Regions from separate parts of the Homo sapiens genome. Here region 2 is linked to region 1. Evidence: read pairs that join two places in POLR2A ChIA-PET (ENCODE). Cell type or tissue: OCI-LY7. All regions are shown on one strand. Each heading gives the region's core, and the rest is flanking DNA. Links, peaks and the distances in the headings are about the cores only. Region 1 overlaps LOC105372657 (a long non-coding RNA gene). Region 2 holds the start of LINC01270 (long intergenic non-protein coding RNA 1270).

Region 1 (15,484 bases), core at 3,719-8,718:
AACTATCGCAAGGACAAAAAACCAAACACCGCATGTTCTCACTCATAGGTGGGAATTGAACAGTGAGAACACATGGACACAGGAAGGGGAACATCACACATCAGGCCTGTTGTGAGGTGGGGGGAGTGGGGAGGGATAGCATTTGGAGGTATACCTAATGTTAAATGATGAGTTACTGGGTGCAGCACACCAACATGGCACATGTATACATATGTAACTAACCTGCACGTTGTGCACATGTACCCTAAAACTTAAAGTACAATAATAAAAAAAAAAAAGAACTGTTGTGTTCTCAAAGAGAAGTATCCCAGCAGTCAGAAAGCTGCTGGTTGACCCCCACCAGGGACATACCAGGGTATGATGAAGAATGCAGGTTCAATTCCCATTTCTGCTGCTTCCTGGCTGTGTGTCTCTGGGGAGGTCACTGCTTCTCTAAGTCTCAATGTCTTCATTTCTAAAACGGTGATAAGAAGACCTACCTTACAGGCTTGTGGTCAGGACCCATGAAAAGCAGGATGTGAATGCAAAGCCCTTGCTCATATGTGTTCCTTTCTGCCACAGGGCCTTTGCGCGGGCTGTTCCCTCCATCTGAAACCCCTTCCCTCCCGGTTTTGCCAAGGGAACTCCTTTCCCTTTAGCTCTTGGCTTAAGTGCTTCTTCCTCCAAGAAGCCTTCCCTGACTTCCCTGGAACGTCTGTTAGAAACCCCTAGAGCATGATCAAAGCTTTATATTTTTCAGGGTTATAGGTGATTATCTGTCTCCCACCAATCCCTAAGCCTGGGTTGACTTTTGCCCTCTGCCGTAGGAGCTTGTGTGGAATGAATGCTGTTGAAAGAATATTGGTGATAAAGTGCCATCTTTGCTGATATCTTGGTTTTTCCATCCTTGGAATGAAAAAGCTGGGCTTTGACAAGGGGTCCCTCCCCAACCCCCACCTTCTCTGCCAGCAGCTGGACTGCACCAAGCAGGGGCAGGTGGAGGGGGGCTCATGCTCTGAAGCTGCAGGGGTTCTCTCGGGGGACCCAGCCCTGCCTGAGCCCCCTTTATGTGGGGTACCCCGGAGGCCTCTGGGGTCATGCTCCCCATCTCGCAGCTCTTTCCTTTCTGCACATGGTACCTGCCCTGCCCTAGAGCAATCTCTCAAGCATCCAGGCTGGCAGACGCCCTTCTCCCTCCCCTACTCTCCCTTCAGATGGGCTCAGTCAAGGATTTCTTCTCTGCAACCCCAAGCCGACTGTATCTCTGTGTCCCTGCCATCATGGCACATATCCCATACCCTCATCTTCCCCAACCAGGCAGCACGTTCCTCAAAGGCCAGGATTGTGTCTTCATCATCTTCGTCCCCCTGGGATCAGACAGTGGGCCTGGTGTCCAGTAAGTGTCCAATACATATTTGCTAAAATGACACGAATGCAGGACTCTGGGAGAGGTTCCTCTTATCGAAGGAGGTTGTACAAGTTAGCTTTGGGCTGCAAGGAATAGAAACTCAGCTCACACTGATTTAAAGCATAAAAGGCACTTACTGGCTTGTATTAATGAAAAGCCTAGTAGAAGGGTGAGCTTCAGGGTTGGTTTGATCAGAGCTTCAACTCTTTTCCTCTGCGATTTACCCAGTTCTGCTTCCGTGTGTTGTTTTTGTTTGTTTGTTTGTTTGTTTGTTTCCTCTGGCTGGTTTTCTTCACGGCGTTGAAACAAGCATGACTGTTCCAGGTCTCGTTCTGTCCAGATGAAGATCTCTTCGAGTGGCTACTTGGAATGCACTCCAGAGGCCCCTGACATTGATTCTTCTCTAGACTCAAACTAACCTAGTTACATGTCCGCCCTCGAACCAGCGGCTGCAGCCGAAGGTGAGATTTGGAAAATTAGCTTAGATTTGGTGTCAGGAAGGCGATCAGCTCCCCAAAAAGGGGGACCACACGAGAGAAGTGTGGCAATCCCCTCAAAATACGAGTAGTTACCAAGAGAAGAGAAAGTGGGCAAGACCGTCAAAGCATCCACTCGAGGAGTTTAATTATATTCAAACCCATAGCAAAAAAAGAAGCTGTTTTTTGAGCAAAAACCAACCCAGGGAAAACTTTGCTAAACGTCCAGATATTTCACCAGAACCTTCTGTCAAACATAAGAAGATAACAGATTTCTGTACTCTCTGACTGAATTTTGCTGACCAAATCCAAAGTCAGTTCACAGAGCCACAGATGACTTTACTGAATTTTTTTAAAAATGTGTTTGTTTTTCCGATTATGATAACAATACATGCTTGTTGTTAAAATATTTAAATAATGCAGAAAAGCATTTAAAATAGTAGTTCTCAACCAAGGGTGGTTTTGTCCCCCAGGAGACATGTGGCAATATCTGGATACATTTTTGGTTGTTAGGATAGGGGGTAGGGGTTAGCTCCTGGCATCTAGTGGGGAGAGGCCAGGGATGCCACTAGACATCCCACAGCGCCCAGGACAGTCCCCCGCAATGAAAATTATCTGACCCAAAATGTCAATAGTGTCAAGGTTGAGAAACCCTGATTTAAAGGAATGTAAAAATTACCCCAAATCCTACTGTCCAGAAATAAACACTGCCGACATTTTGGCAAACATCATTTAGAATACTCTTTTTAATATATGCCCATTGCACACACAACTTAATACAAATGAGATTATGCACATGAAAATGCTTTTCTCTACAATGTCATGGCTGTCTCTCTGTATTGCTGTTTTTGTTTGTTTGTTTTTTGAGACAGAGTCTCGCTCTGGTACCCAGGCTGGAGTGTAGTGGCATGATCTCGGCTCACTGCAGCCTCCGCCTCCCAGGTTCAAGCCATTCTCCTGCCTCAGCCTCCCGAGTAGCTGGGATTACAGGCGCCCGTCACCACGCCCGGCTAATTTTTGAATTTTTAGTAGAGATGGGGTTTTGCCATGTTCGTCAGGCTGGTCTCAAACTCCTGCCCTTGTGATCCACCCGCCTTGGCCTTCCAAAGTGCTGGGATTACAAGTGTGAGCCACCACACCCGGCCCTCTATATTGCCATTTTAATGAGTATTTTTAATACAGCTTAACACAATGTTTTATATTTATTTAATGCAATTTCATAAATTTTTAATACAGCATTTCATTATATGAGGACTATTGTTTGCTTAATGAATCTTCTGTAGTTTGGCATTTCAGAATTTTTTCCCCCAATTTTTCACTATTATAAACAATGCTGCAATGAACGACCTTCCCCGTAGAGACTACTTGGCCTATTAGAATAAATGCCCCCAAGTTAAATTTCCAGGTTGCTTTAAAATTTCTGCCCAGTGAACAGCATGGTGCTTGTTGCCATTCTGCTCCCAGAGACCCTTGTAGAGTCCGTTCGGGACAGTATGAGAATCCCCATTATCCCATACTCTGCAACACTGAGAGTTGCCAATCTTTTTTGTCTTTTCTAATCTGATAGGCAGAAAATGACATATCATTGTAGCTTATCATTGATAACTGGTGGGGTGGAACTTGTCTTCATACTTTTTTTTCTTTTTTTCTGAGGCAGTGTCTCCCTTTGTCTCCCAGGCTGGAGTGCAGTGGCACCATCTCAGCTCCTACATCAGCCTCCCAAGTAGCTGGGACTACAGGCATATGCCACCACACCTGTCTAATTTTCCTTATTTTTTGTAGAGATGAGATCTTTCTGTGTTACCCAGGCTGGTCTTAAACTCCTGGGCTCAAGCAATCCTTCCACCTCGGCCTCCCAAAGTGCTGGGATTATAGGCATGAGCTGCCTCGCCTGCCAGAATAGTGGGTTTTTAATACGGTGTTTACCTCTTCTTATTGTTTTGCAAGAACTCTTTGTATATTAAGGATAGTAATTCTTTCTAAGAGTCTTATAATTGACTATAAAAGTCTCCCTCCCTCCCTCCTTCCCCTCCCTCCCTCCCTTCCTTCCTTCCTTCCTTCCTTCCTTTTGTTCCCTTCTGCTTTCTAAGGATATGCCTGGTGTTTGGCAAGCATTGCATGAATTACATTAGGAAATAACTTTTGTAACAAACCCATTTAACAACCATTCTTTGTTCCCCGCCTCCTGATAATGCTCAGAGCCACAGCAACAGCCTTTGCCCAACTCCATGTCATTAACCCTTGATCTTTTCCTGCTGAATAGCAGATTGCTTTCCGGGGCTGGCAACACAGTTTCATTTTCACCTTCCTGCTGATGGAACTGCCCTGGCTCTGTGCCAGATGGCTGTTTACATAAGAAATGATTTGATTATATTGCACAGCCAATGGCAGCCTTTCTCAGAATAAAGAAGCCAGAAACATATAATCAAAGCCATTAACTGTGTACAAAGAAACGCAGCCCACTCTAAATTTCCCACCAACCATAATCACAGTTTTCCAGAGAAAAATAAGAACAGGGTTATGGTTCCCTACTAAAAACGTGTTAGGGGAAAGACTTTTAAAAGGAAATTGTGGTATAGCTCAGTTGCACTCTCAGATCAACCCTTGAGCCTTGACTCCAATCCCAGCTCTGTAACTCACTGTCCTTGTGACCTTGGAAAAGTCGTTTACTGCCAAAAGCCTCCGTTTCTTTATTGTAAAATGGCTATAATAGTAATATCAACCTCAGAGGTTTACGAGAGGATTAAGTGAGATAGTGCATAAGAACACTTTCTCAGTCAGAATGTTTTCAGCCGCAAGGAGCAGAACACTTGACTAAAGGAGGGAAAAAAAAGCTAGAGGACTTATAATTTTATTTAACAGGGTTGTTTCATTTGGAGGCATAAAGATGTAACCAGTGATTCACATTCTTTTCTTCTTCCTGCTATGCCATTCTCAGCAATTTATGGACATGTCTCCTCATGGTTTCAAGACAGCTGCTGTGGCTCCAGGCATCACACTGGGACATGATAAAATCAAGCAAAGAGGAGGAGGGCATTTTTTCCCCTGTGTCTCCTTTCATGATGGAGAAAATTGTTCCCAAATTTCCCCCCTGCAGATCTGCAGACTTCTTATTGGCCAAGATGGCGTTACATCTATAATTCCAAACCAGTCACTGATGGAGGAATGAGAATGACTGCAGTTGGCTTGGACCTATAACTCACTCTGAAGCCGGGGCGAGGAATAGCCACCGTCCCTGAGCTCCTGAGTAGATGCACAACCAACAAAACTGAATCCCGTCAGCGAAGGAGTCATGGGTGGGCAACCCGTGCTGTGTCTACCATAAGCACAACTCCTGGTGCTCATGAGGTGCCCCCAAAGGCTGGCATTTGGCAAGCTCAAGACTGGGAGTCCACACAGTGCTCCAGGTGGGAGGATCACAACCGCGATTGGCCAGGGAGTCCCTCTGGGTGCCAGACCCCTGTATGCAAAGCCCCACTCAGCATCTCCACTTGATTGGCTTATGGGAACCTCAAATCCAACACACTATATTTGAACTCATCATATTTCCTCCCCACTGGCCTCCTCTGTTGGTACCCACCTTGCTCAAGCCAGAAGCTGGCTGGTCCTCAGGAGTCCCTGCTTTCCTTCCCCATCTGTGCCCACGTCTCTCCAGCTCTGCCATCATCTTCCACCTGGACACCAACCAAGCCCCCGCTCTCCCTGCTGCTGTGTGGGCATCAACAGCCTATGCTGTTCCCTCTGAACGGAACTCTTCCCGCTCCTGTTTCCCTGTCACCTTGCTCAGGAAAGCTCTTCTGATCCCCCCAAGTTGAATCCCTCATTACAAACCTCACATCCTGACATACATCTCTCCATTGCCCTGATCATACTTCTTATTTACCTGTGTGATTATTTCACTCATGTCTCACCCCACCAGGTTGCAGCTCCATGAGGGTGGGAATTGGGTCTGTTTTGTTCACTGATAACCTTCAGTGCCTGACACATAGTAGGGCCTCAATTTTATTCCTGAATCCCATAAATGAATAAATTCATCCCCTGCCCTGTGGCCAGGGAGATCACTCTAAGAAGCAAATCTAATCACTCCCTCTCCTGCCATAAGCCTTCCATGGCTCCCCTTTACCCACAGGACAAAGTCTAAAGGGCTTAACCTGGCTCTTTCAGGCTCCTCAAAGTGGATTCTGCCACCTCTCCAGCCCCATCTCACCTGCCCCATTGTCCTTTACGGTCCAGCCACCCTCTACTCCTTTAGGTGTCTCAAAGTCTGCATGTTCTCTCCTATCCCTGGATTTGCCTATATGCTATGTTTCTCCCGGAAACTTTGTCTCAAAAAATCTTCATTCTCATTGCCAAGGCTTTAAAATTTGCCTCTTTTGGGGAAGGTTTAGTTCTGTAAGCTCATTCTGGAAATCTGGGTTCCTTCTATCTAGCTGTTGTCATCCTCAGTCCATAGCTTCCAGTCAAGTCCAAAACAGCTGCTATAGCTTCTCCGTCACATCTACGTTCCAGGCAGTGGGGAGAGAGAAAGGGTCATTCCTCTTAAGGGCATGACTCAGAAGCAGTGCTATCACTTCTACTCAATCCCATTGGCTGGAGCTCAGTCATATGACCATGCCTAACTGCAAAGGAGGCCGGGAAATAGAATCACTATCTGCCGATTATGTTAGCATGTTTCCCACTAATGCTCCAAAATTCTCTCAGTATGAGAAAAAAGCTGATGGATGTTGGTGGACACTGATGGTCCTGCCACACTCACCCCCACAGTGCCAGTCATGGACTTATCTCTGCCCAGCCAGACTGTGAGCTCCCTAAGGACAGGGACCATATATGGTGGTCATTGCAGCATCCCCTGCAACTCACAGAGTGCTGGTTGTGACATATGGCAAATCAGAGTGAATTGCAGAGGCCGGAAATACAAGGTGGAGAAACTGAGGCAGGCACCAGTTGAGTTCCACACACATTTTCTGGGTGCTGATTACACATAAGAACCCTGGGCTTGGTCCCGGTGCCTGGGGGGCAGCAACACTTGTCTGGCCTGGCAGTGTCCCCAAAAGCACCCAGTTGGGGGCTGCAAGGCCCCACCCGGTGGGGAAGCTGCAGAAACAGAGCAGAGTCCACAGTCAGAACAGGAGGCGCCACAAGGGCCTACAGGTAAGGCAGGTCCCAGGCCCTCAGCCCACCTGGCCCTGGCCCTGCTGCACTCTTGGCCACTCCCCAACATTATCTGGCCTTGGGCCCAGCCCTGAGCACCTGCCCTTCCCTGCTCTCCCGAGAGGCCTGAGCTGGGGTTCCCCTCCCCTGTCGGCTGCCGTGGGAAAGGCCTTATGGTAGCTCTCAAGGTCCAAGTTCCAGCCTCAACAGCTGCCGTACTTGCTATTCCCTCTGGCCAGACCTCCCTTCCGTGCTGCTCTAGCTTCTCCTGCTCTCAGCTTAGACGGCACCTCCTCACTGTCTCCAAAGACCACCGCCCACCCCGGTGCCTCTCCACCACATTGTGCATCTTGTTGCTTCCCAGCATGGGTCTGTGTGGGGTCGTAGGGGAATCCTGCTCTTGTTCATTCATTTGTTGGCTTCTTTGCTCGCTGTCTCCCCCAGTAGAGACATGGACATTTTCTGTCTTGTTTTCCACTGTATCCAGAGCCTAGCCCAGGGCCTGGCACCTAGTAGGTGTTCAGGTAATATCTATGGACTACCTACATACACACACAGTGAGGAAAGACAAGAGAATTAGCACTCACTGCACTCGTATGACATGCCAGCGCATGCGTTGTTCACTCTGAGGCCCACGACATCATTGCCTGGTTGGAATCATTATCTCCATTTCACAGTGGAGGAAACTGAGACTCAGAGAAATGAAGTGACTCGACCGAGGTTACGCCAATAGGAAGGGCCAAGTCTCAGACGGGGGGGGATATTTATAACGAAATGCAAAGATCTTGGAGGAGGGGGTGGATTCTTGGTTGTACACATCGATCAAAGCTCATCAAACTGTACAGTTGAAATCAGAGGTTCTCAACCAAGCATGGTTTTACCCCCAGGAGACATTCAGCAAAGTGCAGAGACATTTGGTCATCATGGGGGTAAGCAATGCTACTGGCATCTCGTGGGTAGAGGCCAGAGATGCCGCTCAACATCCTACAGTGCCCAGGACAGCCGCCACAGCAAAGAATTATCTGACCCAAAATGTCAGTAGTGCTAGGTTGAGAAACTCTGCTTTGAAGGAATGTAGTTTACTGAACACAAATTATGTACTCCATTTATTAAGGCATAATCAATGCATTTTTTGTAAAATAGAAAAAATAGAAAAGAACTAACATAATTGGAAAAGAAAGGAACCAACTAAGTACAAAACAATGGCCACATAATTTAAAAAGGCAAAGAACAGATCAGAAAATACAAAGAGCCTATATGTAAATGACAAGGGGCTCCACCTTAATACTAATAAGGGAAATTCAAATTATAACAAAAAGCTGGGGGGTTGCCTCATGTCTGTAATCCCAGCTCTTTGGGATGCTGAGTTAGGAGAATCACTTGAAGCCAGGAGTTTGGGAGCAGCCTGGGCAACATAGTGAGACCCCATCTCTACAAAAATTTAAAAATTAGCTAGGTGTGGTGGCGTGAGTCTGTAGTCCCAGCTTCTCAGGAGGCTGAGGCAGGAGGATCGCTTGAGCCCAGGAGTTTGAGGCTGCAGTGAGCTATAGCTAAAAAAAAAATTACAACAAAAATAATCACAATGGGAAAAAATTTTTTTAAATGACAGATGGGGCCAGGCGCGGTGGCTCACACCTGTAATCCCAGCACTTTGGGAGGCCGAGGCAGGCGGATCATGAGGTCAGGAGATTGAGACCATCCTGGCTAACATGGTGAAACCCCGTCTCTACTAAAAATACAAAAATTAGCCGGGCGTGGTGGCGGGCGCCTGTAGTCCCAGCTACTCAGGAGGCTGAGGCAGGAGGATGGCGTGAACCTGGGAGGCGGAGCTTGCAGTGAGCCGAGATCGCGCCATTGCACTCCAGCCTGGGCGACAGAGCAAGACTCCGTCTCAAAAAAAAAAAAAAGACAGCTAGGCTGGTGAGTGTGGGGGAAGTAGGCCCTCTCATCCTCTCCTTTGTGGATGGAGGGAGTGCAAACTGGCAAAGCCCTGGCGGTGGTGTGGTAGCACTTTGCATCATTTGTCTAGCAATCCCAGTTGTGCAGAAATACACATGCGCTCAGAGAGCTGTGTGCGGATGCTCACTGTGGTATTGTTTATAATAGTGAAGTTTAGGCTGGAAAACTAAATATCAATGAAATCAATGAACGTGGAATTAGGTAAATAAACCATGGTGCATTCATGCCATGGAATACTATGTAGCAGATCAAAATGATAAGGCAAATCTCTACACACATAGTTAGGCGGAACAAAAAAAGCGGGCTGCAAAACCACATTTGCAATCTGTTTCGAATCAGGTGGCACAAAAGAAATCCAGGGCCCAGGCCGCTAGCGCTTGCCATCATTCATCACCCCTTCTCCCCACTTTTGAATGGGGCGGCAATGTGCCCAAGTGAAATAAGACCTCCCCAGCCTCCCCTGAAACCACGCGGGTGCAATGTAGTAGCCATGAGACCCAGAGCGCACACACTTTGTCCCTTCCCTGCCCTCTTGCCTTGCTGAGAAGCAACCCTCTTGAGCCAGGAGTTTGAAAGTCACATACCAACATGGGAGACCAGGAAGCTGGTCATTGGTGATGTCCCTGAACAAGCCTACAAGCCCAGACTTGCTCACCTCTAGACTTCTTTTTACACAAGAGAAGTGAACTCCCATTGGGTGAAACCCTGGTGTTTGTTATTTTTTACTTGCAGCCAAGTGCAATTTCAGAGGCAGCAAACTCACTGGGGAGGAGGACGGTTGAGTCTTCTGCAACAGAACTGTATTCAAGTGTCATTTACATAGTTAAGACTTTTCTAAAATAAATCAATACATCAAATAAAGCCTGTCTGGCTAGAGTCTGTGGGACTCTTGCTGTTTCTTTCAAAAAGTGTTTGTTGATTGGCTCAGGTCCCTCTCAACCCAGGCAAAAATGCCAAGGGGAAGATGGAGGGACATCGAGGGGTTTCCCTGTGACCTGCTGAAGGAGAGGTTGGAATGCTGTTTTCTTAGGAAAAGCTCCATTTTCCTGGTAAGAGGACTAGCGCCTGAGTCTCTCACTCCAGGGAGGCTCAGGGGTCAGTCCAACCAGCCCAACCCGGGCTGCCCCTATCATAATTGGTGACCCTCTAGCCTAGACATGCTAGCCTCCAGGCAGTGACCTGGCTGTCTCTCCCACCTGTTTGTCCTCTTCCCAGAAGGAGGATGCTCCCTTTATCTCAGGCCAAAGTACCCCCCTCACCCTCCCAGGGAAGGGGAGGAATGCCACCTGTCATCACGGGATGGGTGAGTCACCTCTTACTGGCTGGAGGCCATAGCCAGCCCAACCTCTCTCTTTTGCCCCCTAGCTCTCCCCTGTGGGTGGGGAACGATGGGAATATCACCCTAAAAATCGTGACAGCAACAGCTGCCATCTCTGTGGCATGGAACCTGTCACTGGAAGCTTGAGTGCACAGCCCTGGGTTCCAAGCCCAGCTCTCATGTTCTAACCTGGTGATCTGGGGGGAGTCACCCCTTCCTGATCCCCATTTATGCATTTGGCAAACGTTTATTATGCAAGCACTCTGAACCGGGCAGGGGGTGCTGAGGATGCCACAACGAACACCCCGAAACAATCCTGCCCTGTGGAACCCATTAGGTAGAGACGTTCAAAACTAACAATAATGATAATGTTAATAAATTTTAAAATTCCGAGTGTCAATTGGTGATGATGTCACAGAGAGAAGGGGCGAGGAGTGCTGGTGCAGAGGTCTTGTTCATGTAAGCAGGTGGTCTAGGACGCCCTGAGATACTTTGAAAATGGAGGAAAGGGCTGGGTGTGGTGGCTCACACCTGTAGTCCCAGCACTTTGGGAGGCCAAGGAAGTCAGATCACCTGAGGTCAGGAGTTTGAGACCATCCTAGCCAACATGGCGAAACCCTGTCTCTACTAAAAATACAAAAATTAGCTGGGCGTGGTGGTGAATGCCTGTAATCCCAGCTACTCGGGAGGCTGAGGCAGGAGAATTGCTTGAACCCAGGAGGCGGAGATTGCAGTAAGCCAAGATCATGCTACTGCACTCCAGCCTGGTGTCTCAAAAAAAGAAAGAAAAAAGACAAAGAAAAAATAAAATGGGGGGAAGACCTGGAGGAGGTGAGAGAGGGAGGCTTGTGGTTCTCTCAGGGCACAGAGTCTCAGGAAGAGAGAACAGCAAGTACAAAGGTCCTGAGGCTGCCGTGTGACTGATGTGTTCCAGGAGCAGGGAGGAGGCCAGTGTGGCTGGAAGGAAGATGCCAGAAAGGCAGAGTGGGGGTGTACTACCACACGGGATTTAGGGACACTGCCAGGACCTTGTCTTTGACTGTGGGTGACATGGGAGCCAGAGGAGGGTGTTGAGCAGAGGAGAGATGTGATCCGACTTCCTTTGGGTAGCAAGACAATGATGGAATGGGGGAGGTAGTTCGGAAGCCATGGCAACAATCCAAGCACACACACTCATGCCAGGGCGGGGCTGCGGACCTTGGAGGGTGGTAGGATCCTGGATGCAGGCTGTGGATGGGAGGTGGTGGGGCAGAGGCTAGAGAAAGAGAAGAGTCAATGAGGACACTCAGGTGTTTGGCCTGAGCCCCTGGAAGGAGAGAGGTGCCACTTTCAGAGGCAAAGACGATGCAGGAGAGGTAGGATCCTGCTGGAGGAGGCGTTTGGTTTCTTACCTGGGATGTCCGAGATGCCTGTTAGGCATATTGAGTCGTAGCTGGATATTCAAGACTGAGTTCAAGGCAGGAAATGTATGGTTAGAGGCTTTTAGCTTGGAGATAGTATTTAGAGACTCAGTTTCTTTGTCTGTAAGGTGGAGATTAAACAGCATCTGCTTTGCAAGGTTGCTGTGAGCCTGGGTTGAGGACTGAGAGTTCATGGGCAGGTAGCAAAGTGCAGGTAAATGTCAGCTCCGTTACTTCCACACCCAGCTCACTCAATCCTCATGAGGTCGTTATTATTGCCATCAGCTTTAATTTTACAGGGAGTGGAGGTTCAGAGAGGTTAAGTGACTGGTCCAAGGTCACATAGCCTGAAAACAGCGCAGCCAGGATCCAAGGCTGAATCTAGAGTCTTGTTCTTGGCTTTCTACCCTGCTGCCTCCTCCCTGCTCTCCCAGCACCAGGCCCTTGGATCTTGAACTGATCAGACTTGAGGGGCTCCCAGTTGGGAAGGGAGACAACCGTGAGTGGAAATGCCTCCAGGCAGACAGGACCTGAGCCTGCCCCACTAGGGGGCAAATTAGAAGGGGGGCCAGTGAGGCAGCACAGCCATGTGGTTAAGGGAAGCACTGTGATGCCAGACCACCTGGGTCCAATTTGGCTCTATCCTCACTAGGTGTGTGATCCTGGAGATGTGACTCATGTTTATTTGTGCCTCAGTTTCTGCTGCTGTGAAATGGGATAATACAGGTTATTGGGAGGACTGAATGAGTTGGTCCATGCAAAGTGCTTAGAACAGGACCAGAAACTCAATAGGCGCTCCAGCTCACTTTCCACCAAACGTGTGCCCCCAGGGCCTGGGGCCACCTGCCATGTCTTTGGGTCCACATCTGTCCCTTGCTCAAGGTTCACATCTTGCCTTGGCTGCTGTGAGCTATGTGTTTTTGGGTTTCTCACCCAACTTCCCTGCACTCACACTTCCTTTGACCCCAAAGTGGGAACCATATCTACCAGTGGTGAGGATCAACATGCACAGTGCCTGCAGAGGACACTGGATTGTAACTGTGACAGGCCTCAAGTGGGTGCTCAGTGTGCACAAATGTTCATGACAGCTGGAAACCCAGATGTCCTCCTGCAGTGGAACGCTACTCAGTCACAAAAAGGAACAAGTGCGTGATATTTGCAACAATGCAATACATCTTGCAGGCATTGTGTTGAGACCAAAAAGAACGCTCCTGGTTTTTGAAACTCTAGATGAAACACAACTAAACTTTGGTGACAGCAAGCAGATCAGTGGCTCCCTCGGCTGGGCCAGGGATGGGGAGTTTGGAAAGGGATATAGGGAACTTCGTTTTAGAAATGTTTTGAATGTTGTTTTGGGTGTTTGATTCATTGGAATTCATCAGACTAAACCCGTAAGACCTGTGCATTGATTGCATGTTCATCATATCCCACTTTTAAAAATTTTTATTTTTATTTAATTTTATTTTTTGAGACAAAGTCTCACTGTGTCGCCCAGGCTGGAGTGGAGTGGCACAATTACAGCTCACTGCAGCCTTGACCTTCCCAGGTTCAGGCGATCGTCCCACCTCAGCCTCCTGAGTAGCTGGAAACACAGACGTACATCACCATGCCCAGCTAATTTTTCTACTTTTTGTAGAGATGGGGTCTCACTATGTTGCCCAGGGTGGTCTCAAACTCCTGGGCTCAAGTGATCCTCTGGCTTCTGCCTCCCAAATTGCTGGGATTACAGGCGTGAGCCACCGTGCCCGGCCCCCAATTATTTTAAAAAGCAACAAAAAAGTTTGTCGTTGTCATCATCATAAATTTGTTCTTATTTCTCTGACTGTTCTATGGCACCAAGTGCCCCCTTAGCCCCCTCTTTTGAGGCCAGCAGAGACCCAGAGCTAAGTTTGGGGTGACTTTTCCCTACCTCTGGTCCATCAAAGGTCTCTGCCACATAAGGCAGATGAGCTGGCACTGTAGAAAGAGCCCTCAGACCCAGGTCCAAACCTGACTCTGGCTCTGCCTCGTCCTTGCTGGCTGCCCCTGAGTGGGTCATTTAAGCCTCAGTTTCCTCATCTGTTAAATGGGGCTAATAGTGGCGCCCCTGCTTGTGAGGTGGTTGCCAGGATTCATGGAGATTCTTAGAGATAAGAGGTGTGCAGGGCCGTGGATATTGGAGGCTCACAGAAACAAAACAGAACAAAGCAAAAACCCCCAAAGGAAAAAAAAACCCAAAACCAAAATAAGGCGAAGCAGCTGGGAGAGGGTGGGGGTGACTGAGCGCAGCGGCCTGGCGCCAGAGTGCCGGGCATCAGGTCCTGCTCCTGGGCCATCGCCGTCACCTCTCTGTGCCTCAGTTTCTGCATTTGTAAAGCAAGGATGATACCAGCACCCAGCCCACAGGCTGTGTGAGGGCTGATTGAGTCACTCATGGAGACAGAGCAGTGCGTGGTGCCTGGTGCATGCGGCTGTTATACTGAGGGTTGGGAAGGGGAGGAGCGCACCACCTCGGGGGTAACTCAGAGAGCCCAGTCCTTCTTGAATTGCTGCCTGGCCCAGGCCATGGTGTCCCAGCAGGTGAAGGGGTGGGCAGTCCAGCTGCCAGCCCTGTCAGATGCAGCCGCAGGGGCTGTGGCTCACCAAGGCCCGGGGCCTGTCCTGGGCTCCTCACTTGGCTCTCGTGGCTGGGACAGATTGCTTCCTTCCTCTCTCCTGGGTGCCAGGTAGGCCCAGAAACCACCTGATGTCAGCAAGGCCTGGCCACCCACTGGTGGGGAGGAAGTGGGCGGGTGCCCAGGGACAGATGAGCCGGGCAGACGTGCCCTGAGGCAGCACAGTCAGGGCTGACGTGGGCATTATGCACCTCGGGGCTTTCAGAGCTGGCTCCGGTCCCGTTTGCCCACATCAAGCAGGTCAGAGTGGAGAGGGCCAGGGGCGCTGGGGTCAAGGCATGCACTGACCAGGCGTCTGTCCCCACTCCTCAAAACACAGCCAGGAGATGAGCGCACTGGGGTGGTGGCCTGTGGAAGAGGGGCAGGGTCTGTGTCCAGATGTGGCCGGAGGGTGGGGTCGACTGTGTGCGGTACGTGTGTATGGAGGTGACTGTGTGTCTGGCATGTGAATGTAAGATTTTAGGAAGGTGAGTGAGCTTGTGCACAGGTGTGTGTGTGTGCACGTGTGTGGCTAAGCATGTGTGAGTGAGTAGGCATCTGTGTGCCGTGTGTGGGAGCCGGGCAGGGGGCAGCGTGTATGGCTGAGTGTGCCAGCACATTGCTGAGCATGTACTCGTGTGCGTCTGGGTGTGTGAATGACAAAATAAGTGTATATGGTTAATTACATGAGTGTGTGAGTGAGTGTGGGGAGGGGATGTGTGTATCCTTGATTGTGGGAGTCAGAGTGTGTGTATGTGTGTGTGTGTATGTACATGCGCTGTTGTGAAGAGTTCTGCAAGAACCCCTCCCCTTTTTTAAATTTTATTTTTTGAGATGGAGTCTTGCTCTGTTGCCCAGGCTGGAGCACAGTGGTGCGACCTTGGCTCACTGCAACCTCTGCATCCCGGCTTCAAGCAATTCTCCTGCCTCAGCCTCCCGGGAAGCTGGGATTACACACGCGCAACACCACGCCCCGATAATTTTTGTATTTTTTTTTTAGTAGAGACGGGGTTTCACCATGTTGGCCAGGCTGGTCTTGAACTCCTGAACTCAGGTGATCCACCCGCCTGGGCCTCCCAAAGTGCTGGGATTACAGGTGTGAGCCACCGTGCCCAGCCAAGAAACCCCTTTTGCATACAGAGCTTTGCTCCTTTGCACGA
Region 2 (15,484 bases), core at 5,043-10,042, 71 kb before region 1:
TAATATTAGTAACTTCACTTCTGAAATTGTGTGGCAACAAGCAGCGCGTTTATTTTACCACTTACTTCGGGTTCTTGGCAACCCTGCGTACACCAGGGAACGCTTGCCCAACAAGAAACATTCTCACTCGCAGATTGTTTACAAACGCCTCGAAAATTTTTGTAATATTTTTGTAAATATTAAATTAGAAATTTAATATAGAATTATAAAGTGTGAGTGGGTTAATTAAAGATTTTAAAATTTCAACTTAGCAGGTTTTTCTTTTTCTTTTTTTTGAGACAGGGTCGCGCCTAGCAGGCTGGAGTGCAGTGGTACAATCTCAGCTCACTGCAACCTCCACATCCCGGGTTCAAGTGATTCTCCCACATCGGCCTCCTGAGTAGCTGGGACTACAGGCATGCACCACCACACCTGGCTAAGTTTTGTATTTTTTGATAGAGACAGGGTTTCACCATGTTGGCCAGGCTGGTCTCCAACTCCTGACTGCAAGTGATCCACCTGCCTCGGCCTCCCAAAGTGCTGGGATTACAGTAGTGAGCCACCACACCTGGCCAGCAGATTTCTTTAAGTATTTTAGAGGCAATATTTTTTCCCCAAAATCTCCCTTGTGCAAATTTTCTACCTCACAGCTGCCAAAATTTGAGGTGGTGGACAAAAATAGTTGATATATAATGATAGAAAGACGTAAGTGAGGTATATATATAGAGAGAGTCTAGAAAGAGTTCGCTTTCAAAGGGGAGGATCAGGGCAGTCTCCCTGGAGGAGGAGGTTTTGAATACGTGCGTTGAAGGGTGGGTGAAATCCAGACCAGGCAGGTGGGTTAGGGAAAGTGAGGGCATGCCGGGTGAAGGGCCCTGTGTGTGCACAAGGGTGAGGTGGGAATGATGAGTGTGAGAGTTTGTACCAAGGGGGCTGGGGCTGGGGTGCCAAGAACCAAAGAGCCATGATAAGGCCTGTCTGGGGCTCAGCCAAACTGGGGAGTAGTACACGAGAAGAGGAATGGGGAGCCCTAGAGGGTTTTAAGTAGGGGAGGAACGTGGAGTCCATAGCAAGGCAGAGTGGCTGGTGGGGAGGTGGGGAGGATGCCATGGCAACCATTCACGCCAAGCCTCAGCCCCGACCCTCAAGGAGGCAGGCAAGGCTGAGCTTCCCTTTCCAGATTGTTTGTGGGTGCAAAAGGGCAGCAAAGAATGTGGGTGCCTTGTCCTTCTGCCCATGGTCTAGTGTCCTTCCCCTCACCCCAGTCCCAGTGGAGCCATCATAGGTGAAATATAAGAACAAGTCACCTGCGTTCAGTGGCTGCAGAATACCTGGCCTCGCACAGAAGGCTGCGGGGATTTCTGCTCATTCATTCTTCCCACCTGCCGCATGAGGGAGGTGCTATGTCCATTTTACAGAGGACACTGAGTCCCAGAGAGGCTAAGCGGCATGCCCGAGGTTACACAGCCAAGAAGGGGCACAGCAAGATTCAACCCAAAAGTCTGCACTCCAGCCACTGCCCTATCATGACACTCACGAGCTCCCACCAAGTCTGGCTCCAGTGTTTCCAGTACCATAATCATCCCCATTTACCAGATGGGTAAACTGAGGCTCTGAGAGGTGGAGTCACTTGCCTGAGGCCATACAGCAGGAAGGGTAAAAGTAAAGATTTGAATCCCTGGGTCTAGTCGACTCTGGAGCCTGCTGTTCTCCCACCATACACCTCAGCTGCTCGCCCTCCTGGGCATCTGTTTCCTCATCTGATGAACAGGGGTGACGGCGATGCCTCCCTGGCAAGGTCCGCAGAGGATCCCGGGTGGTGTATGTCAATCACCCAGCTCAGTGCCTGGCACTCAGTGGATGCTTTAAACGTGATGCCTGTGTTTATTCGTATAAAGGTGGCTGAATATTAAATGGGTGGATTTATGGAAGGCACTTATGGTAATGCCCTGTACATAATAGATGCTCAAGAAACACTAGAAGCAGTTACTATGATTATAGGATCGACCACAGGGGACAGCCCAGTAACCCCTCAAAGTTGCTTCCTTCCCAAGTTGCCTTCCATTTATTTCTCCCTTCATCCAACACACTGGCCTTAGGGTCCAGGTTAGGATTTGGGGGCTTGGGGGGCTTAGGTTACAATTTGAGGTGATTTGTCCCCCCCTGCCCATCAGTCAGAGTGATGCTGAGAGCACTGGATGATAAGACCAGAATTCTAGGTCCGCGCCCCGGACCTGCTGTGTGATCTCTGGCAACTGCCTTGCCCTCTCTGGGCCTTGGTTTCTCCTTTCATCTGCAGAGCCTGGGCCAGGCTGCCCTGGGAGGTGCCAGCCCCGAATGGGGCCGGGGGCAGTTCCTGTGTCCCCTTGGCCACCAGCCTCCATCTCCTGCCTCTTGAGCTGCAGGCCCGCCCGGCTCAGCTGTGACGACGAACCAGCCAATCTGTTTACTGAACTGGCTGACCCCTTCCGGGAACTCGGCCCAAGCTTCCCAGAACTCGGGTATTAATGACCCGGAGCCACATGACGGAGCATGACACAGCACTTTTGGGCACAAGGCAGGGCCCAGAGGGGTGCGTGGGGGCCGCAGCCCAGCCCCCAAGCCCCGCCAGCGGGTGAGTCACCTGGGCCCCCTGCAGCTTCCTGATCCCGGCCACTCAGCTGTCCTCCCCACCCCCAGGATATCCCCAGTTGTCAGGGCTGCCCTGGGACCCCTCGACCTTTGCACTAGGGACTTAGCAGCCGTCTTGGGTGATCAGGGCTGCCTTCTGGGATTACAGATGGGGACAGTGAGGCCTGCAGGACTGGAGTGAATGAACAGTGAGCTCTGAGTAAACGTCCACTGTGCGGGAGGCACTGTGCAAATACGTCACGTTAGTCTCGCAGCGATGCAACACAGTGGCGTAGTTTAATCCCCATATGATAGATGGGGAAACTGAGGCTCAGAGCGGGAATGAATTCTCCCAAGGGCATGCAACAAGAGCACTCTGTTTGACTGGAAATAATTTCCTTTCGTCTCCTCAGCAGCCGACAAGGGAGGTGCCATGTGGACTGTTTCACAGCTGGAGAAACTGAGGCACAGAGGGGCTGAGTCACCTGCCTAACGCACTGAGCAGTCTGGCTCCAGGACCTGTGCTCTGAACCAGCACCTGGCACATAGCTGGCACCGACATGGTCTCCGTGCACTGCCATGGATGAGAGCAATGCTGGCTGCGGTGTCGGGCGGAGCTGGGTTCCAATGCTGACTTCACCTTTCTCAGGCTGCACAGCCTGGAGCACGTGGCTGCACCCTACCGTGCGTCAGTTTCCTCACCTGTGAAGGGTGATCGTGGTGGTCCTGATCTTGCAGAACTGCAGTGAGGGCTGTGAGTGTGGGGTGTCTCAACTGCACCTGGACACGCAGAAGGCACTCTGTGAACACTGACTTTCATTGGCCCAGGCCTCTGAATCCATGACAGTTCAATCTCTGAACCCCACAGCTTCCTCCTTCACCCTTTGCCGCCCCAGGGCAAGGTGAGGGCGGTGGTTTTTATGGGCCTGGGAACCAGACAGGCTCGGGCTCAGAGGGGGCGCCTGCTGCTGGCGGGAGTGGGGCCTCCTGGTTCCCACTCCCTGATTTTGGGCTGGGGGCCGGTGGTGGGCAGGGGTGGGGCAGCACTTTGATGTTCTTCCCTTCATTCCACCACCACTGCTTGAGCACCTACTGTATGCCAGGCTCCAGGGGACCCAGCAGTGAACAAGGTCTCTGCCCTCACTATGGTGGAGGAGAGGATGGAGGAGATAAACATCGGTGAGCAAATGCTTGAAGAGGCGAGAGGATTTCACCAGAGAGAAGGGCCGTGATGGGAATCAGCAGGGGTGTTTGGGAGCTGAGTGGGTCAGAGAGGGCTTTTCTGAGGCGGTGATGTGGAGCAGATGCCTGAAGGAGAAGAAGGACCAGACCTGGGGAAGAGATTTCCAGCAGAGGGAAACTCACCACAGCACGTGCAAAGGCCCTGAGGGTGGGAATGGGTTTGGGAAGTTCCAGGAAAGGCAAGGAGGCTGAAGGGGTGTGAGGAGGGGACAGCAGCAGGACATGGTGCTGGAGGGCCAGCAGGGGTTGGACCATGCAGGGCTTGGTGGGCTGAGTGAGCAGCCGCGGCTGGGACTTGGGCAGGAGCCTATGTGAGAGATGGCAAGACTGCCTGAGATCGCATTCAGAACTTCTACCCATCTCACAGATGAGCTCAGTGAGGCCCGAGCCAGCTTCCCCTAGAAGGTCAGTGGCTGGACAGGCATGAGAATCGAGGGAGTTCAACTCCCCCGGAGAAGCCAGAAGCCAGAACACAGGCCGTGGAGGAGAGGGTCCCACATTCATCCCTGCAGCCCCGAGAGCTGTGGGCTGTGGGGCTGCCTGGATGGCTTCCTGGCGGAGGAGGTGACCTCCAAGCTGTGGCTGGGGCAGAAGGGCTGGGAGAGCGTTCCCAGTAGGGGAAGCAGCACACAGACAGGCCCAGAGGTGGCGGTGAGGTGCAGGCGTTGTCTGGGAAATTCATCACTGCTTGGGAGTCAGGAAAGTGACCGGGTGAGGAAGTGTTATTGTCAGGGTCTCCCTTTCAGAAGGCCTTGGGGCCAAGGGGAGGAGCTGGAATTGCCTTCCACCGCGTGCAGACCCCAGGCTGGATCCCAGGACTGCCCAGGGACAGGCACACGTCTGCCCTCATGTGGCCCACAGTCCAGGGGCAGGGACTGTCTGGAGAGATTAGGGCCATGGGGGGCAGGAGGGCGGAGGGGCAGACCTCCCATCCTAGTTCCAATCTCAGTGCTGTGACACACTCCCTGTGTGACTTGGGGCAAGTCACTTTACCTCTCTGAGCCTCTGTGTCCTCATCCATAAATACCACCTGGAAAGATATTCTCAGAACTCAGTGAGATCATTCGCTCATTCGTCCACTCATTTATTCCTTGGATTTTTTTTAGCGCTTCCTATATGCCAGGTCCTGGGCTGGGTGCTGGGGACACAGCAGTGACAAAAATCCCTGCCCTTGTAGGGCTGATGGAAGAGGTAGTGTAAAGCAGTGAGTGGTTAAGAACACAGACATTGGAGCCAGGGGCCTTGGGTTAACTCCTGGCCCACTGCTTATTTGCTGTGTGGTTTTGGGTGAGACACTTTACCTCTTTGCATCCTACCTGTAAGATGCCACGTCATAGGATTGCTGAAAGGACAAATGAGTTAATATATGTAATGTGTTTAGCACACAGCCTGGTACATAGTAGGTGCTCAATTGTGCTTGAATGAGCTGAGATGTGCAATAAGCAAACAGAAGAGGGGTGAGTGGATGAGACAGTGTCTGACAGTGGGAAGTAAAAGTGACCAGCTCTTAGCAACAAGTAGGCATACAGTAGGTGCTCAATAAGTGTTTCTCCTCCTTTGTCTCCTTCCGAGTCCATCTTGGACCTTAGCCCATAGGGGACTTAAGGGCCTGAGGTTTGGAATCTGCGTGGAAGGCGGGAAGTCGTCTTTGCTGATCCAGAAACCCAGAGCTGAGCTTTGGGGTTGGCAAGAGCAGAGACGCCCCCAGCACCCCTGCCCCTCACGCTCCCTGCACCCTGTCCCCAGCATCATGTGCAGCCTGGGTGGCTGCGGCGAGCTGGGGCCTGCCCAACGGGTCCCCAGTAATGACACTCATTACACAGGTGTCTGGCAGCGGGGGGAAGCGAAGGCCCCAGGGGCCGCATTCACATGGCACCCAGCCAGCCCACCCCAGGCCCTTCCTCGTCCTTTATAAGTCTGGTGCCCAGGGCAGGCGGGCAGGCTGGGGAGAGGAGCTGGCGAAGGGCCAGCTGGCGCCCAGTGAAAGGAGGGAAAGTTGAGAGGTCTGGGTGCCAAGCACTGGTGTGGAGGCCAGGGGAGGTGGGCACGGGGGGCGCGTGTGTGTGCACACGTGTGTGTCAGGGTGTTTTGGAGGGGGCGGGATGCAGTGAATCTGTGTCCAGGTCTATGCATCCCCCTGGCCTGTGTGTGGAGATGAGAGGGTCTGTGTAGATGAAGCATTGATGGTCCCCCAGGTGGGTGCAAAATCTCCCATGCCCGTTTCATTTGTTCTTTAACCTACACTGTGAGGTGGGTACCAGGCTGGGTCCAGCCTGGACCTGGTGATGTCAGAGCCAGTCCCAGGGCAGCCCTAGACTCTGCCGTCTAAGAGCTCCAAATCCAGGGACAGACAGACGCCAGGCAGAGGATCAGGACATCCCAGTGAAGACTTTGATGGAGAAAAACAAGGCAGGGGGCTGACAGGGATCAATAGGATGGGGTCAGAGGCCTCACTGGAAGGTGAGCTTGGCTGGAGGCCTGGAGGACGAGCCGCCATGGCAAGATCTGCAGGAAGAGAGTTCTGGGCAGGAGGAATGGCAAGTGCAAAGGCCTCGATGCAGGGCTCAGCTTGGCCTGTGTGAAGGGGCGAGTGAGGAGGGGACTGGGGGCCGGGGCAGGTCCAGAGCTCATGGCCAAAGTCAGGAGTGTGCATCTTCTGAGCGCAGTGGGAAGGTTGGCACATGGTAGGTACACAGATGGGGGCTCCACTGGGGTGAATGGGTTTGATGAGAGCCGGGACCGGGCCCTCTGGGTGTGGGAACGATTGGCTTTCAGAGCTACAGACAGGAACGTGGGCTGCTCAATTGTATTTGAACCTATTCTCCTGGGTTCAAACCCCTCCTGGATCCTGGAACCTGTTATTAAGCCGGCTGCACCCCAGGGCACCGGCCTTTATATCCAGACAGGGCCCTGGCCCCCAAGACGGGGGTGGACGGGTGATACTGGTGAACCCCATGCCTGCCCCACCCCCTGCCAGGCCCCTCGGCAGGGCCAAGTCTGCTTCTGAGAGCAATGAGCATCTCTCCTTTTACAGATGGGGAAACTGAAGCCCAGAGAAGGAATGGGTATGTCCTGGGTTCTTGTGGCAGAGTGCTGGGGGCAGCACCCAGAAAGCCTCCGTCACAGCTCATATCTCTTCCTACTTCATCCCCGCCCACAGCGGGCTCCTCCTAATAGGACTCTGGCAGGGTAGCAGCTGGTGTCCAGGCAGAGCTAGAGGGAAGAGCTGGGTCCAATTTGAGAAGCCTCTGTTAATTGGGTCCTATAGGAAGAACTGTTAACACTGTGAGTTTCCCATCACCAGAGGTGTGCAAATAGACCTGGATAACAGCCCTTCACCTGCTTAGAGATTACAGAGAGGTTCAGGCGGATGGGAGACCACTTGCCTTCTAGCTGTGTGATTCCACAGGACCTCGGAACAATCCTTAGCTCAAGCCTCAGTTTTCCCGACTGTAAAATTGTTTTTTGTAATAATCAGAGTGACCTCATTAAAAGGACAACTTTGTTGATAAAATTCTCCTGCATTTATCCAGGCCTCGCTTGGTTCCCCAGTGCTAAGAGACAGCTCTAGCCCTCACCATGGCCCGCACATCCTGTAGCCCTGGTCCCTGGGGCCTTCCCTCCCACCCCCTGATTCTCCCCTTCCTCTCTCTGCTGCAACCACAGACTTCCTCCCTGTTGTTCCTCTCCTACCTCAGGGCGTTTGCAGATGCTGTGAGCATTGGATGTCGGGCGGAGGGCTTTCCCTAATTTCAATCTCCCACCAGTCCTATCAGGTAAATAGGAGATCCATTTTACAGATGAGGAAACTGAGTCTCAGAGAGCTGAAGTTAAAGACACACAGCTTTTTGTGAATCCACTGAGTCAGGATTTGAGCTCAGGCCATCTGGAATCTAACACCACTCTCTTTTCTTCATTCCTTATGTGACTTGTTTTCATTTTCAAAACTTTGCTCAACAGTTGCCTTCTCCAGGAAGCCTTCCCTGACTACCCTCTCCATCCACCCTCCCATGACCTTCCTGAGTTTCACCTTTGCTGCACTGCTCACACTGTCTCTCAATTATCTCCCTTTTTTTCTTCTCAACAGCTTTACTGGGGTGTAACAAACACACGATAAACTGCGCATATTCCAGTGTTCATGTGGATGAGTTTGGACATATGCACACACTTCCGAAACCACCAGCACAATCAAGACAGCAGACATATCCATCGCCCCCAAGGGTGTCCTTGTGTCTTTTTGTCATTCATCCCTCCCGGCCGCCCCATCCACACTCCCATCGCCTGCCGACTGTGGCTGATCTGCTTTCTGCGGCTGTGGATTAGTTTGCGTTCTCTACAATTTTCTGTAAGTGGAATCATGTGGTGTATTCTTTACTGGGCTTCTTTTCCTCAACATTATGATTTTGAGAGTTACCCACGTTCCTGTGACCATTCTCTTTTTTTATGTATCTGCCCTGTCCCCCTCAGACTGTGAGTTCCATGGGGCGAGGACTTTGTCATATTTACCTCTGCGTCCCCAGCACTCAGCACAGGGCTGGGCACACAGGAAGTGCCTAATAAGTGTTGACTGACGGGAAGGAGGATGAGGACATGCCCAAATGGGGGAACAGCGGGCACATTTGCATGGCAGTGAGGAGCCCAAAGCCGGATTAAGAAAAAACAGCCCCTGGAATCATCTGGAGGCCTCGTGGCCCCATCAGATAAGCATATCTGCTCATCCCCATGGCTGTCTCTGAGGAGCAAAGATCTGGATTGCACAAGGGCTGGGCCTGGGCTGAGGAGGCGCTAGTGGTCCCTTTATCTTGCGTGGGCATTCGGCGCTGTGTTCTAGAACTGCACAGCCCACGCACCCCGGCAGGCAGAGGCCTGGGCTCCGGCAGCGGGTGGGCAGGTGGGAGGCAGGAAGAAGTGGCCACCCAGCCCTCCCCAAACCAGTTGGACTCCTTTGCAGAGATTACTGCAGGCGCTTTGGGAGCTGGCTAAGGGAGAGTGGGAGGCAGGAGGAAAAAGCAGGAGGAGGGGAGGAATCATTTAATGAGCAAATATTATAGGGAATTTCCAGTTCATGCCCCATCAGGCTGGGCAGGAACACAGTGGGATTACTCAGGCGGTTTCCAGGTACCAGCCTCAACCTCGAAGGTTCAGTGTGGCTCAGATGCCTCTAGGTCTTCATCGCTGGCTAGAAACCCAACTAGCCAGGGTGAGAAAGTGGCGGTGAGTTACATCCTGAGACAAAGCCTGCAACCAAAGTCGAGTCTAAGCATGCGCTTCCTGCATCAATCTTTGCTGAGATGACCTTATTGCCCATTTCCCAGACAGAAAAACTGAGGCTGGGAGTTGTGGCATTGGCTAAGGCCACACAGGGGTCACTGCGCAGTAGGGACAGCTTAAAAGCCAAGGCCATTTTGGAGTGACTCCTTCAACAAGGGCCACATTCTTTTGATAAATACTTATTGGGCACCTACTGTGTGCCACACACTATGCTCAGCTCTGCAGGTTAAAAAAAAAAATGGAGGCCGGTCACGGTGGCTGACGCCGGTAATCCCAGCACTTTGGGAGGCCGAGGAGGGCAGATCACGAGGTCAGGAGATCGAGACCATCCTGGCCAACATGGTGAAACCCCGTCTCTACTAAAATACAAAAAATTAACTGGGCATAGTGGCACGCACCTGTAGTTCCAGATACTTGGGAGGCTGAGGCAGGAGAATCTCTTGACCCCGGGAGGCGGAGGTTGCAGTGAGCCGAGATCGCACCACTGCACTCCAGCCTGCTGACAGAGCAAGACTCCGTCTGAAGAAAAAAAACGTGGAGTCTTTGGGCATATATTGTGCATTGCATCTTATCTACAGATGAACACAATTTTTGAGGTCAGAGATGTTTTGTGGAACTTTGTTTTCTTCTTTGTGGAAACAAGAAGTTTGGACCAGACTAGCATTTCCCAAATCTATTTTATCATTTATCCATTTTGAGGACACAGATCTGAGGGACACAGAGTCTCTGGGGGTACTAATAGGAGTGACAAGGGGGAAAGTGTTCCATTAGCCATTGGGTTTGGGAATTCCTGGGTGAACATTTGCCACAGGTGTTCTCAGTCTTGGATGCTCCAAAGAGCTCAATGAGCATCTAGGTGGTTAGGTCCTGTGAGTTACCCTCTGGGATATCTAAGGGAGTTTGTTCACTGTTTTTCTGACTTCATGAGTCCTGTTTGGATGCTGCTTCCTCCAAGGAGCCTTCTCTGAATCCCTAGAAGGACCTGAGTCCCCTTCTGTGAAGGCACCTGCCTGGAGCTCCCTTTGACTTCTGAATATTTTCCATCTTGGGTTGTAGCTGTCTGTTTCCATCACTTGATTGTGAGCTTCTCAAGGGCAGGGCCAGCCGTGATTCACTTCTTGGTTCTGGTATAGAGAACAGAATGGGTGGATGGAGCATTTAATGGGTGAAAAGATGAGTGATGACTTGATGGATGGGTGGATAGTCAAATGGATAATTTAATGGCTGGGTACATGTGTGGAGATAAGGGAACTGTTTATGAATGGATAAAATGGATGAAGAAATAGATCAATGAAAGAATAGATGAATCAATGAATGAGATAATTAACAATTGAATTAATGGATGAGTGAACACATGAATGAAGAAATTAGTGGATAAATGGAGAGATGGATGATGGATGGTTGAATAAATAAACAAGTGCTGGATTTTAAATTGTGTGATGGATGGAGCGGGTGATTTCATTGTTGAATACTGTGAATTACTGATGGATGAATGAATAGATAAATATATAATTAAATGAATGAATTAATACATAAAGTGATGGATGACTTAATAGATGGCTAGATGAATAAACAGATAAAGGGATAAATGGGTAGATGGATTGGTGATTCCATGAGTGAATGGGTGGGTGTATGGATGGGCAAATGGTTGGATGGATAGATGAAAGAGTGGGTGGATGGATGAGTGAGTGGACAGAAGAATGGGTAAATGGATAGATGAATGGATGGGTGGGTGGGTGGATAGGAGAATGGATAGGTAGATAAATGAATGGATTGGTGGGTAGGAGGGTGGATAATAGAATAGATGGATGGGTAGGATGGATGGATGGATGGATGGATAGGAGAATGGATAGGTAGAAAAATGAATGGATTGGTGGGTGGGAGGGTGGATAATAGAATAGATGGATGGGTAGGTGGATAGATGGATGGGTAGGTGGATAGATGGATGGATGAGTGGGTGGACGGATAGGCGAATGGATGGGTAGATAAATGAATAGATTGGTGGGTAGGAGGGTGGATAAGAGAATAGATGGATGGATAGGTGGATGGATGGATGGAAAGATGGATGGATGGTTAGATTGATTGGTGGATGAATAGATGAATGGGTGGATGAGTGGATGGGGAAATAGGATGGAGGAGTACATGGATGGTGGATGAGAGAATGAATGGATGGATAGGTAAGTTGGATGGATATACAGGTGAATGCATGCTATGTCATAAGATCGGAACTGAGGTCAGGAGGCAGGAAAATTCCTGTGTTCCTCCCTGATGCAGCAGTATCAAGTTTTTGAAGTTTGAAAGCTTAGTGAAAACTTTGAGTCAAATCTCCAGAAAATTGCATATAGACACAAAATGTTAGCAACTTTATGGGAGTGGTGGTCATGGAGCCTAAGAGCCACCTACAGACCCAAGGTGAGGAATCCCAGTGCAGTCTTATGTATTATTTTTACTCTCTGAGCCCTGATCTTGGAGAGGAACCCAGGCCCAGTGGAGGGAAGGCAGCTGAGATGGGGACAGGTAGTTTCCTAAAGGAGAAGACACTTATGTATTCATTCATTCATTGCACAACATTGCTGTGACCTTTCTGGATGCCTGGGAGAAGATAAAGGTGCCTCTCATAAGTGGCAAGTGTTTGGAGCTTGAAGTCAGACAGATTGCATTTTTAATCTCATCTCTGATATGTACTGGCTGGGTGACCTTGGGAAACTTACTTCACCTCTATAGACCTTCTCTTCTTCATGTATAAATAGGGACAGCAATAATGCCTACCCTATTGGGTTGTGAATATGTCAACAGGTATGTAAAACATGTAGCCCAGTGCTCAGTGCATAGTAAATGCTCAATAAATGTCAGTTCTTCTTTTTCTTCTTGCATGACTACTGTTGTCTTGCACTGGGCCTATGCAAGATGCTGCTGAGCCCGAGATATCCAAGGCATCATCCTGGCCTTTTGAAGTGTCCGCAGTCCATCAGGGAACACAGACAAGTAAGCAGAGGTTTCCATTCGCACAGGGTGTTGGGGCTGAGATAGGGAATCCTAAGACCTCATGTTCAGGGTCATCTGATCCTCAGCATCCATTCCTATTAATATCTCTTTCTAGCAAGAGGCTGCAGAGACTGGAAGGCTACACGCCGCATTCCCCAGCCTTCTTTGCAGCAGGGGCTCTGAACGCTCTGCAGGTCCCGCCAGGCAGATGCCTTCCTGTGAGAGTCAGGAAGTGGGGGCCGCCTTGTTTTTTCCTGGGCTCTCTTTCTGCTGGTGAGCATGGTCATGGGATGGATTTTCTTGCAGCAACCTTGGCGTCCGGTTACCACTCTTGGGGAGTCTAGAGGTAGGGGTGGTGGTGGTGGCTTCCTCATCTCCAGATGGCTGGATGGTGCTGTGATACGTTCTCAAAGTCTACAGCTCCTCTGTGGCCTCCTGATTCCCCACCATCCTGAGTGGCTGGCAGCTCTCCTGAAGGTCCAGTTCTGCTGTGTGGTGCTGGTGCCTCTCCAGCCCTTCTAGCAATGTTGTGAGTGTTCAATTCCCTGTGTTGGATCCTTTCTGCTTAAAATGCCTGGAAGGAATGCTGTCTCTAAAATCCAAAACAAACACAAAATTTGGAAGGGTTTCTGGTTGCCATAACTGTAGTTTGACTCACACATGGTGGGAGGCGGGGAGCACTGTAGGACCTCAGCAGGTACCTAAACCAGACTTAGGGGGTCAGAGAAGGTTTACGAAGCTCATGACATGTAAACTGAATCCTGAAGGGCATATATGGAGTAGTCAGACAAAGAGTTGAGTGGGAAGAACACACCAGGCAGAAGGAATAGCCCGTGCACGGCTGGGCACAGTGGCTCACACCTGTAATCCCAGCACTTTGGGAGGCCGAGGCGGGCAGATCACCTGAGGTCACGAGTTTGAGATCAGCCTGGCCAACATGGTGAAACCCCATCTCTACTAAAAATAAAAAAATTAGCTGGGCTGTGGTGGTGCATGCCTGTACTCCCAGCTATTCGAGAGGTTGAGGCAGGAGAATCTCTTGAACCCGGGAGGTGGAGGTTGCAGTTAGCCAAGATCGTGCCATTGCACTCCAGCCTGGGCAACAGAGTGAGACCCAATCTCAAAAAAAAAAAAAAAAAAAAAAGGAACAGCCTATGCAAAGGTTCAGAGATCAGAAAAGACATCGTGGAGAAGTGGGTAGTTCGGGCTGGCTGGAACATACAAATTGTAAGGGAGAGGTCAGAGGCTTTAAGGCTGGCCAAGGTGCTACACTTCCTTTGAAAATAATGGGGAGCTTCTGATAGTAAACAGCAGAAAATAGTAGGTGTCTTTCAGGCTCCTGCAGGAGGCTGAATTTGAGGGAGAGGAAGTATCGTTGCAGGGAAAGTAGCGAGGTGGCAAGGAATTGCAGCCACCTGAGTGAGAGGTGATGAGATTGACCTGGCATGGCAGCCTCAGAGGAGGGGAGGGTGGATGGATTTGAGGGAGGTTGAGGACGAGACTCCCAGGCTTTGGTGACCAATTGGGTTGGAGGCATGGCGGCGGGAGGCTTTATGGATGATGCTCATGTTTCTGGCTTTGGACGCTGAACAGTTGTGCAGCCTTCCAAAAGAAGGGAGACAGGCAGAGGGACAGTTTGGGGGAAGTTGCTGAACTTGCTTTGGGCATACTGATTTGGAGGATGCCTGGGGGCCATCCAGGAGGAGGCATCGGGGAAGTGTACAGACATGTGGTCAGAGGCTGAGACAACAGATTGGATATGGACAACCACCCACGACTTTGGAGAAAATGAGTGAAATATTCATTCAACAAATAGCACAGGGGAGCCTGAGACACACTATCTGTTCATGTCTGAATACCTGGCAGTGGGCCAAGGGCCTGGCTGCTTGTTCAATAAGCCAGGAGGAAGCGCTGGAGCAAGACTTGGAGGGTGGGCTGGGTTCTACCAGGAAGAGACAGGATGAGGGCCCAGTGGTCAAGTGCGTGAGGCCTGGGTTTAAGTCCAGCTCCTCTGTGTGTTGATTGCAGGGGCCTGGGCCAGATGTTTTCCCTCCCTGAGCCTGTTTCATCTGAAAATTGGTTATAAGGGACATGGTGAAGCTTCAAAGTTGTGCTTGTGGAAGCAGGTAGCTTGGAGCATGGAGCGGACTTTTGGGGGACAACTTGGGACACAGAGAGTCACCCACTTCCTGGTGTGGCAGAGCCACGGGGGATGGGGAGAGAGAAATTAGGATCCGCCTGAAAAACATCCACAGCTGTGTCCCATGTGAGAAAGGAGACCTCGGCTCCCGCCCAGGCTCCCTTTCACCCCCCAGCCTGCTGGAGCTGGCGGGCGGGGGAATCATCTCCATGGAGTGGAGGAGGGGACCAGATGACAGAAAACTTCTCCACGTCCCTTGGAGCTGCTGGAGCTGGGTCCTGGCCACCGTCCCAACCCATAGCTCCTGACTCGGGGTCAGGCTGAGATTTGCTCCTTCTCTGCCTGCTCCATTCAGCTGCAGCGAACAGAGGCTGCAAACTGGAGGCCTCAGGGGCCCAATCTGGCGCCCAAGCCTGTGGGGCTTTCCTCAGCCCACATAGAATTTTTAAATGAATGAAGCCAATATTTAAGAATCTGTGGGTACTACATAAAAACCTGTGTTTTGATTCCCTCTGGAAAATCAGGGCACGGAGCATCCGATCATATTGGGCCCTGTTCTCTAGGGACCACCATCAACCGGAGCTGAGAGGTGACTGTCTTCAGACAAGGCATGTGCCCCAGTCCCCACCACTCCCTCTTGTCTCTCTGATGCTGAGGCCAAGGAATAGTAGCTATTTATCATCTTACCCCAGCCCACTCTGCTCATTTTAAATTCCTGCCTGGTCCCTGGTGACACAGTTTTCAACCCCAGAGCCAGTCTCTTTTTCCTCTAAAACCACCCAGACTTTGGCCCTGGTTCTAGGCCTGAATTGGCTTCCCAAGAACCCCAGTCTCTGAGCTCCTCAGGGTCATGGTTTACCTTTCCTTCTGCCCCACAAGGCCCAGCACCACCCCCGGGGGACGATGACGGGCTGAGACTTGGCTGGTGTTGGGGGGCCGGCTGGGCCTGTGGGAGGCAGACCCACATGTGCTCTGAGATGTGTCAGCTGGGCCTGGTCACACTCTCTGCGGCTCATCCCTGAGGCATGTGGAACCAGGCGCTGTGCTCGTGGCCCAGCCAGGGTGGTAGGCGGGGCCAGGCCCGGGACATGGTGTATGTCAAGGCCACGCACAACAGGCCTGATGTTCCAGCCGCAAACACATTGGTTGGAAAGAGGAAAGGAGGAGGGAGAGGCAGAGCCGCTTTAAAGACAGTACCCAAAATACAGAGGCAGAAAGAGCCGAACTCACACTGTAAGTTGCTGTGTGACCTTGGGC

What was found. ChIA-PET counts read pairs that join two places held together with the same protein. Peaks named below come from ENCODE experiments on the same cell type or tissue, not always from the same donor. Only the 100,000 strongest peaks of a DNase experiment are listed, where the experiment ranks them.
Region 2: POLR2A ChIA-PET joins it to region 1 with 5 read pairs; 4 of 35 experiments call an interaction of 5 or more read pairs at or near these places.

The regions. Positions count from the first base shown.
Region 1 is chr20:50,362,634-50,378,117 of GRCh38, forward strand. It overlaps LOC105372657 (a long non-coding RNA gene), which reads left to right. Exons shown (of 3, transcript XR_936837.3): 2 at 1,712-1,848; 3 at 4,802-6,233. Among named protein-coding and RNA genes, the nearest start is that of LINC01271, 49 kb to the left of the region's middle. RefSeq lists a silencer at 9,546-9,746 and an enhancer at 10,904-11,404. In OCI-LY7, for the core only: no CTCF peak of the experiment used is centred there; no DNase peak of the experiment used is centred there.
Region 2 is chr20:50,290,238-50,305,721 of GRCh38, forward strand. LINC01270 (long intergenic non-protein coding RNA 1270) reads left to right here and starts at 2,483. Exons shown (of 5, transcript NR_034124.1): 1 at 2,483-2,593; 2 at 7,919-8,176. RefSeq lists enhancers at 2,036-2,772, 3,886-4,386, 14,743-15,484. In OCI-LY7, for the core only: no CTCF peak of the experiment used is centred there; a DNase peak (open chromatin) is centred at 7,454.